Linked DNA regions of Mus musculus: region 2 is linked to region 1. A link is a loop called in an ENCODE intact Hi-C map of the cell type or tissue named here. Cell type or tissue: left cerebral cortex. All regions are shown on one strand.

What was found. A loop is a pair of places that touch in the nucleus more often than their neighbours do. Peaks named below come from ENCODE experiments on the same cell type or tissue, not always from the same donor. Only the 100,000 strongest peaks of a DNase experiment are listed, where the experiment ranks them.
Region 2: it touches region 1 in a loop (4-fold over the local background); 1 of 42 quality-filtered maps calls a loop at or near these places.

What each region holds. Positions count from the first base shown.
Region 1 is chr11:94,209,246-94,214,245 of GRCm38, forward strand. Tob1 (transducer of ErbB-2.1) reads left to right here and starts at 2,209. Exons shown (of 2, transcript NM_009427.2): 1 at 2,209-2,486; 2 at 4,241-5,000. The coding sequence starts at 4,395. In left cerebral cortex, a CTCF peak has its summit at 2,247; DNase peaks (open chromatin) are centred at 312, 695, 1,105, 1,973 and 3 more places; H3K4me3 peaks cover 4,493 bases; H3K27ac peaks cover 4,258 bases.
Region 2 is chr11:94,043,868-94,048,867 of GRCm38, forward strand. Spag9 (sperm associated antigen 9) reads left to right here. Exons shown (of 29, transcript NM_027569.3): 5 at 4,541-4,691. Among named protein-coding and RNA genes, the nearest start is that of Gm38951, 28 kb to the right of the region's middle. In left cerebral cortex, a CTCF peak has its summit at 2,583; DNase peaks (open chromatin) are centred at 290, 1,371, 2,844 and 2,935; H3K4me3 peaks cover 3,777 bases; H3K27ac peaks cover 2,649 bases.

The DNA of each region.
Region 1 (5,000 bases):
AGTTAGACATTTTAATCTCAGCCAAGTCTAATATGCTCCCTAATTATAGTGATATATTTTCCAAATCACAAATCAAGACACATGGCCCAGCACATGTGTCTGTAATTCTGAGCGTTTGGTACAGTAACATTTGCCTAATGGTAATAAATTGTGCTTCTAGGGCACATAAAAGATAAAGTGTTTCTCTTGGTAAGCCAGTCCCAAAATATCTTACCTAGATTCTTGCAATTTCTGTGCCCAACTAACTACAGAATTAAAAATGCCTTATTTCAGTGACAAATTAACGTTCACACTAGAAAAGCAAAACCACACAACGAAGGAAAACAGTGGAAGAATAATTTATATTAAAATATTTTGCTGCCAGATGCTTCCATTTTAAACACCATGCTCTCACAATCTAATTCCACTCTGCAACTAAAAAGCCGAAATACTAAAAATAAAACAGAATTTAAAGCGTTTTTGAGTAAAACTTCTATGTTCTTAAGAAAAAAAAAAAAAAAACGCTACCCAAGTTTTAGGAACCTGTGCAATAAACAAGAAATGGGTCACCTGACCGGTCGCCACCCCACCCCTCAGCCCATTCCACAAACCCTCCCATTCTCACACGCTGTGAGACTTTAGAAATATCCTTTCTCAAAGCTGTTCCTTCTAAAAGAGGAGGTGGGAACCCACGCAAGCAGGTCCGAGTGCAAAATAATAGGCTACATCCAGACTTCTGCATCTATAAAATGAAAAGGCTCTTGGCGGGTCGCGTAGACCAGGGTTTGTGCCCTGGGTGGTACAGATGGGCTACACAGACGGTGAGTTGTGCTTTAACCTCTAGACAGGCATAGAAATGCCCGCCCTGCAGTGTTTAAGGGCAAGGCAGCACGGGGACCGGTTTTTTTCCAGGAAGCATGGCCCGAATGCCCAGGACAGGGAAGGGGAAGGCAGGGCCCTGGGCGTTTCATTCACTGCTGCGCTTTCTCCCCCCCCCCAACCCCCCCCCCCCTTCTCTCCGAGGCTCCCCCTCGACTTTCTCTCGCCTTTACCCAGTCCGAGTTTGACGTCGGTCTCCTGGAGACCAGACAGCCAATCGTCTGGCCGCTAAGGTCCAGTGCGACCAATCAGGCATCGTTGCTACCTGTGAGTAATTATTTTTAGCCAAGAGGAACGCCCCGTTCCACTCCGGACGATAACTCGGATTTCTGGGCTGCAGGTTGTGGAAACGGCGCCTATCCGCGCCCCTAGAGTCCCTGGCGTCCCTATTCCCTGGACACCTGTGCACAGTTCATAAACTCTCGCAGGTTCCTCAGCGAGGCCTCGTGTTTATTTTGTGGGCCTGGGTGAAAGTTCTCAAAATGCACGCGTGGGCACGCACACAGAGTCACACAGGCAGTTTGGCAGCGTGTCGCTCTCTGCGACGTTTGATATAAGACAATTTTTTTTTCTTACGGTCTCAAGCAACCCTCATGTCCGAGCTGCTGCCAGGTGACCCGGGGAGATTTGGCCAGGGGGAGCTGCAGAGGCAGTTAAACTGTCACCTGTGCGGGAGGTGCAGCGACGTGGCCTCCCTTCCCCACCCCCAGGTTCTGCAGTTGTCACTCTCGGGGTGGCAGTTGGCCTAGGCCCTGCGGGGATTAATACTCAATGAATCGGGAGCACGAGTCCCGGTTACCCCGGGATGGGCTGAGACCCACAGGCTAGCTCGCCCAGGAGTGGGGTTTTCCTCGGCCACAGTCGCACTCGCTCGGAAGCAGCCTTTTCCGTGTACTCTGCCCTCCCTCCCCCAGCCTCGGCTGCCCCTCCCGGCCGGTCCCCGCCGCGTCGCCACCTGCTCCCCCTCCTCCCCCCCCACCCCCCACCCCCCACCCCCAGGCCCCCGGGCCCTGCCACCCCATCCCTACCATCCCATCCCTACCCTTGTCCAATCCCCTTCCAAGGCCTCCCTTAACCCCTCCCCCAACCTCTCGGGACTCTCAGCTCATTGGTCACAGCGGCGTTCAGGAGGCGTGACCATCTATCAGCGGCCGTCTGGACGTGGGCAGGCGGGACTTGGCCAATGGCGTCGGGGGGCAGGGCAGGGGCGGAGTCGGCGCGGCCGGGGGGTGCCGGGTGGGGAGGGCGGGACTGTGACGCGAGCGGCGCGCACCCCCGCGGAGGCTGGGGGCGGGGAGGAGGCTATAAAACGAGAGGCGGGGCGCGCGCCGCGGCAGAAGGAGCGAAGCTCTGGCCCGGCGCGCAGAGGGCGCTGTACGGGGACGCAGGGCCGGGCCGCCGGGCTGTGTAGAGAAGCGAGCGCGCTCGTGTAAGCTTGCCGTCCCCGCCACCCCTGAGCCAGAGCAGCGAGCTCCCGGACCCGCCCGAGGCGTCCGTCGCGTGTCCGGCGGTGGCGACGTCTTGCACCCCGTCGCCTCGCCGCTCCCGACCCACCCGCGCCCCCGCCCGCTGCCCCTTCTCCCCCGCCCAGCCGCGGCTCGGCGGCGGCCGCAGCTCCGGAGCAGCTTGTAAGTACGGCGGGGCGGCGGCTAGGGGCCGAGGGAGTGGCTGCAGCGTCCTGCGAGCCCGGGTGTGGAGGGGCGGCCTCGGGGACCCAAGGGAATGGAGTGGCTCCGGGGACCTGGTCCGGAGGCTTGACGGCCGACGGGCAACCGGGAGGAGGGAGCACCCGGGGTGGGGGCAGCGGCGCCCAGGCAGGGGGAGGGGGCGCCGGGATACAGGGATCGGGCCCGGACCGGTGCTCCGGGATGCTGGCTAGGTCCCAGGAGCCTCGAGCGGGGAGCAGAGTGGGGGACGGCAGGGTCAGGTTACGGCGGGGGAGGGGAAGACTGGGCGGCCCGCGCCGCGACCTGCCGGTGCCCGGGCCGCGTCCCTGAGGCAGCTAAAGAGCCTGCTCTCCTTTTCCCCGGGCCGAGCTCCTCCTCCCGGAGCAAGTCTAGTAGTCTTCCTCCTCTTCCTCCTCCTCCTCCTCCTCCTCCTCCTCCTCCTCCTCCTCCTCCTCCTCCTCCACCTCCACCTCCTCTGGCTGTTGCTGCTGCTGTAGCGCTCGGGCTCCCAGCGCTGTGAGCAGAAATCTAATGAGACCCAACTGGCTGTTTATGTAATTCTTCACAGTCCTGTGTTAAGGCGTTGCTTTAAAAACCACCTTCCACCCAGCCTGTCTGGGCTCGGCTGCACCTTCAAGCAGTCCAGCTGAATCTGCTTTCTCTGCCTGCTCTTGGGTTTCGGCTTGGAAAGTGTAGTTTGGGGGCTACACGAGAGATTCTTTGCCCTTTGTCACCAAGAATATGGAAAATGGAACAGACGGATCCACACCAGTTTGATTATTTTAAATGCCCTTTTTGATCAACCTCGTTGTACAAATAGCTCTCCCTTGGAAATACCTCTCTTTGCCCTTGATCTTTTCTTATCCCCACCCAGTGCTGATCCAGCAAACGTTTAAAGGTCGACCTTTTCGCTCCAGCCTCTCCAGGGACTGCCCGTTTATCCGAAGAGGGAAGGAGATGGCTTTTAAAAATAAGAATAAAACTGAGAAACTCTGCCCTTTAAGCAGAGTAATCAATAGGAGTTTTAAGCTGCTTGTTTTTCTTATACTTGCAGCTGAGAGGAATTTCAGAATGTGTGTGTGTGGGGGGGGGGGGCAGTACACAATAAAAAAGAAAAAGGCTCCCAGAAGAGCAAGAGTGTGAGAGCCCTTGGCATGGTTAAAACTAGAGAGGATAATTTGGTTTCATTTACCAAGATGACAACTCATTTAGTACCTTTAATTTTAGTACCAGGTACTTTGAAAATTAAAAATAATTTTGTAACTTATAACATTTCCGAATATTTAACATAAAGCAGATTTAAATGTGATGTTTCCAAAAGGAACTAGGGATTCACTTCTAAAATGGTGACTAGCAAGGAAACTAATGACCAACTTGTAAAAGTGGAGTGTACGGGTAGGTGGGTGGATGAGTGTGCAGTACAGTTAGTAAACACTGTGCGAGAAGAAACATAAAGGATACATGTTCTGGAGGTCCTGTAAGTCCTGCTGGGAAGTGGTATGTAGAATGCTGTTTTAACTATAAATCTGTCTTGAACTTTAGCAAGAGGATTTTTTTTTTTTTTATGGTCTGTTCCTTTTATTTTCCAGCGGTCATTTCCAGTCTTTCTAGCCCAGTAGACATTTTCAAAAATAAAATTGCTTCAGGTAGAAAGCTTTGGAGCTGTTACATTGATCTCACTTGGATGTGTTTGCTTTTGTTTTATTTTCTTAAAGGAACAAGACCACGGGAAGGTTGAAGGATAATCTTCTAATACCAGCACTTTGAATGAGAATTTGTTTCTCTGCCACAAACTGATTTTTTTTTTTAAAAAATTTATTTTTCTGGTGGAGGAGTTGAAACAAAGCTAACTTTTGTGGCTTCGCAGCTATGCAGCTTGAAATCCAAGTAGCACTCAATTTTATTATTTCTTACTTGTACAATAAGCTTCCCAGGAGACGTGTCAACATTTTTGGTGAAGAGCTTGAAAGACTTCTTAAGAAGAAATATGAAGGGCACTGGTATCCTGAAAAGCCATACAAAGGCTCAGGGTTTAGATGTATACACGTGGGGGAGAAGGTAGACCCCGTGATCGAGCAGGCATCCAAAGAGAGTGGTTTGGACATTGACGATGTTCGTGGCAATCTGCCACAGGATTTGAGTGTCTGGATCGACCCGTTTGAGGTTTCCTACCAGATCGGCGAAAAGGGACCAGTGAAGGTGCTGTACGTGGACGACAGTAGTGAAACCGGCTGTGAGCTGGATAAGGAGATCAAAAACAGCTTTAACCCGGAGGCCCAGGTGTTCATGCCCATAAGCGACCCGGCCTCCTCCGTGTCCAGCTCTCCCTCACCTCCCTTCGGCCACTCTGCTGCTGTCAGCCCTACCTTCATGCCCCGGTCCACGCAGCCTTTAACCTTTACCACTGCCACTTTTGCTGCCACCAAGTTCGGCTCCACCAAAATGAAGAATAGTGGCCGTAGCAGCAAGGTAGCT
Region 2 (5,000 bases), 170 kb before region 1:
AACATAGTGCAGGGTTTTAATTATTTTCTTGATACTTGATGGGCATTCAGAGTAGGTTTGAAATTTTCCAGTTTGTGGGTATGCTGAAATGTTTCATTTCTCCCATATAATTGGTCCTTTTTGTTGCACAGAGGCATGTTTAAAAGGGTTAGCCAGCCATCTGTTTGATGTAGGAGTGTGAATAAATTATGTAGATCGCTAGGTATTGTAGCCAATGGGCTAAGCCAAGACTCTTAGTGGCGAGGAACGTAGTTAATAGGCTGGCTCTCTTCTGGGTTGCTGCATAAATGCTAGGAGCTGCAGCTCTATGGTTATGAGGTGGGGGGAGCGGAATGACGTCATCGCTTGGGAGCCGCTGCAGGATGGAGTGGAAAGCTGCTGCTGCTGGCATTGTTTTTGTGGCAGCAGCTGAATGACAGATCCTCACTACAAAGATACCCTTTTGGCCCCTGTGTAGGCCTCCTGGTTCGGACATTTCACCATGCCAGCACAGCGCCATGAATCCTGGATGCATGCTGCTGTTTGTGTTTGGCTTTGTTGGCGGGGCGGTGGTCATTAATTCTGCGATCTTAGTATCTCTCTCTGTTTTGCTGCTTGTGCACTTTTCTATTTCTACCGGGGTGCCAGCGCTGACGCAGAACCTACCAAGGATACTCAGGTACTCTGTCCACTCTCTCGGAAGCTCCTGCTTCACTGGGGTTTTTTTGTTTGTTTGTTTGTTTGTTTTTTATAATTCTTAGGACCATGAGTCTGCTTTGTAACCATTTCTGCTGCAGATTCAAACAATGGAAAACGGCCTCGAGCTAGGATGTCTATTAATTTGTAGGTTCCTAAATGGAACTATGTTTTGTGTTTGGAAATCACAGACCAAAAAAAAAAAAGGATTCTCTGTTGTACAAATATAAGGTCAGCGTGGTCACAATGCTGAAGAGTAAGGAAGCACAAGAGCCCAGTACCAGGTCGAAGTCTGTATAGAGCTCTGGATTTAGCTTCCGAGTATCGAGGGACAAATGGCTTTTATGCTTTGTATTGCAAATGGTTGGCCACAGAATGTAGGTTTATTTATTTATTTATTTTTCTTTGAGTTATCCTTTGCCTAATGTAAGGTTTGATGTCAGTTTTATAGTTTGAGTAACAGCTATGGAAACTGATATTTTCCTGCTACTATAAAATATATTTTAAACTAAAAAAAAAAAAAAAAATCGAAAATCTTAAGACAAGACTAGAATGCCTTCCCCTCCGTTATTTGCACATCAAAGTTGTGAAAGCTTCACAAAGCCTATTCACTATTGTTTGGTCAGACGGTGCCCTTTCTTTTCTTTGTACTCCTGGGTGACAAATGCCCATTCCTGCTTGTGGGGGTGGTCACCAGGCTGCATGCTTAGCTGCTGTTCTCTGCGTGCAGCCAGTGTGAACCACTTTCCAATGCCTAGGGATTTGCTGTCTTGTCTTCTAACTCATAAACTCAAAGAATCTGATCTGCTCAGATTTCTCTTTTGTACATGACTTGAAATTAAGATTCATAGACTATAACTAATTAGTATCTAAGTGATGATAAAATATGTTTTAATGGTAATTCTGATTTAGGCAAGAAGAATGGAAGTAGCTCCTTTCTTTCATGTGATTCTTTTTATTCATAGGCCAGCTCATGTTTAATTTTTAACACTCAGAAATTAGTTTTCTCGTATAGTCTAAAACTAGGTACTTGATCATTTATTTTCTTTCCTAATTATATTTGTTTTTTCAAACAAGTCATGTAGCCTAAGCTAACCTTGAACCCCACAGGAAGTCTCCTTCTCAGTGCTGGAATTACATACAGTTCTCTGCTGGGTTCTTTCCTGATGTATAAAATTGAGAAACAGTCTGACTATTTTGTATATGTTAGTACCTGAAAGAGTTGTATACAAATCTATGTATATTTAGGATATAAGGAAACTAAAACTTGTAGGCTTAAAAATATGTATAATATTAATATGACTAATATTAAGGGCTGGCTTAGGCTATGCTGGAGAAGTATTGCCATACAGTAACTAAGACTTTGGAGTTACCTTGTCCCATATATGCAGCCTTTGGTGATTTGTTTAATCTCTTAGGTTCCTTCTCTTAAGGTATTTTACCTCAGTGACTGATTTTAAAAAATCAAGCGAGCTATTTTTTGCACTTCATTACAGTTGCAAAATATATGATCCATTATATAAGTAAGTCATTTGTGTACCTCACATTTTTAGTAGAAGTGACTTTTAATCTTAGTCCTGCTGGTTACTAATATATAAAGCCTTAGAACATCATCTTCCCTATTGTAAAATCTGGAAAAGCAGTCCTGTTTCCTGGTTGGTTAGACCAGATAAAGCACATCAGTTTATCTGGCTCAGTTCTTTCAGGTATAGCCAAAAGGCTATCTGAAATACATATTTTCAAAAATCATTAGTACACATAAGCTGGTATTTAAATAACCAACTAAAAATCAATATATACAACTGAAGCTACTAGCTAGAGACTATAACAAGATTCAGACACTTGTCAGCCTTGCTTCTGTTAGGGAGTCAGTGGCTGGACAGCGAGAGCAGGTGCTTCAGTGTAGGGACTGAAATCTGCCACTTGGTATTTTTCTACAGGTTCTCCTTTTTTTTTTTTTTTTTTTTGGTTAACTTTTCTGTGATTTTTATTGAAGCATATAATACAAACAGCATCAAACATGCATGACAACAAAGCTCAAGACTAGTGTTTGCCTTTCACGAACTTTGTTTTGAGAGTAGAATATTGTCAGACTTATGTAACTGCATCTCTTGCCCCCATCAGCTATCTAATTGGTCAGTCCGCAGAGGAAGAAGCACATGGTGATGCTAATTTTCTAGATCTGGAGCAGAGAAACTCCAAGCATATTTGACCCCCTCCTAGAGATCTGTTTTTCTCAAAAAAGTGATAAAAGCAAAATAGAGAGTTGGGCGTATAGATGGAATAGGAAAGGAAGCTTGGGTTTAAAGAAGACTGCGCACTCCATATGTGTGGAAAGGAGTTTATGTGGGAAGATGGTGCCAGTGATGGGCTTGTATCTCAGGAAATCTGCGCTATCTTCCTAGCTTTATATTAGATAGACTCTGATTAAATTCCTACTTGCTTCTCCCTTAAGGCATGAAGGCTTGTTAGATAAAAGTCAGATAGTAGTTTGGGAATTTCTGTTCCCAAAGTAAGTTTTTCAAAATTGGGAATAGACAGCAGGCTAGCAACTTTTCATTCTGTTAACTAAAGGAAACCAAAACACTTGGCTATCATTTAATGAGAAAAAAAGAGGATTGCAGTTTAAGAACAAAGAAGCAGAAATGATGTAGTTTAAAGTAAAAGCTAATAAGTCTCAAGAAGAAACAAGTTCTATTGCCTGGAAATAGAAACGTGTAATGTGCAGTATACTCTCTATTAGGAAAAATAAAACTCTTTGTCACTGACTTGTGAAATAGCTGACTAGTGTTTACTTGTTTCAGATTTAGATTTATTTACTACTTATTGGAGTATGAATGTGGAGGTCAGAAGACAGCCTGTAGGAGCTGGTTCTCTCCTTCTGCCATGAGGGTCCTAGAGACTGAACGCAGGTGTCAGGCTTGGTGCCAATTGCCTTTATCCACTGAGTCATCCCTCCACCTTCTTTGTAATGTTTTGGAGACAGGCTCTAATGTAAACAGGCTGGGCTCTATTGTGCTTTGTGTACAAGGATGACCTTGAACTCCTCCTCCTGTCTATCTCCTACGTGCTAGGACTCCATCACTCCCAGTAAAGAAAGACTTGGAAAAGAGCTGCTCTTTTTTCCTAACAGAAGTTTTCTCATCTGCACTCTGCCTAAAAGAACTACTGTAATATGATTTGTAGAAAACCAGAACTTAAATAAAAATGTTTTGGATTTTTACTGTTGAATAGTATCCCTGTTTCAAAGAGTATATTCATTTTCCTCTAGGCAGAAAAGGCCTACTGTAAAAACACTGTAGCTTGAGGAAGTGGAAAACTAGGAACAGGGACTGGGGAGGCCTTTGCCTGTTCCTTATGACCACTAACCTCCATGGCTAACACTCAGCAGCTCTTCTCCATGTTTACCACACCAGACCACCATCAAGTTCTTGGCAGAGGCAGCTGTGGTAATGCATGCCTGTACTCTCAACATACAGCGGGCTAAGGCAGAGGATCTCCAGTTCAGGGTCAGGCTAGGCTAAGTTCTGAGACCTCACCTATGAACAGCTCCAAACTTGGCAGGTGAAAACAGTGTCTAAACAGTTTTTCCACACTTTTCTTAACTTGTGGAGCCAATGTAAAGCTTTGAGGCTGTTTTTTCTCTTTGGTATATACTTATTTAGGTGTGCGTATAGGATTATGTAGGAGAGCTGATTGCAGATTGAGAATAAGCTTTCTACAGCCAGGGGAGACCCTGACCTTGTTATCCCCTTGCCTCATCTTCCAAAGAGCTGGGATTTTTCTATCCACAGCCCAGGCTTAAAATCACGACAAATAAAAAACTAATGAGAATGTTTCATTTTTTTCTCCCCTCTTCAAATAGAAAAGAACGTCCTATATCATTAGGGATTTTCCCTCTACCTGCTGGAGATGGATTGCTTACACCTGACACTCAGAAAGGAGGCGAGACCCCAGGATCAGAGCAATGGAAATTTCAAGAATTAAGTCAACCACGTTCTCATACCAGCCTGAAGGTAAGCTTTATTTTAACAGTACATTTTATAAGCATTCTTATTCAAATAGAAGTCCCAGAAAACCAAAGGATAATCTAATAGTTTAGGGCTGCCCAGATAGTTTACTGGGTGAAAGTGCTTATCACCAACTCTGACAGTCCCCATCCTCAGGACCTACATGATAGAAGAGAGAACCAACTCCCGATTATCCTCTGACCTCTACAGAACCACAGTGACTGTAGTTCACACCTTGTTCAACCGCACACAAATAAGTAAATAAATCTAAATTTAAAAAATAGTTTATATATTTTTTAGTTTGAAAGTATCTTA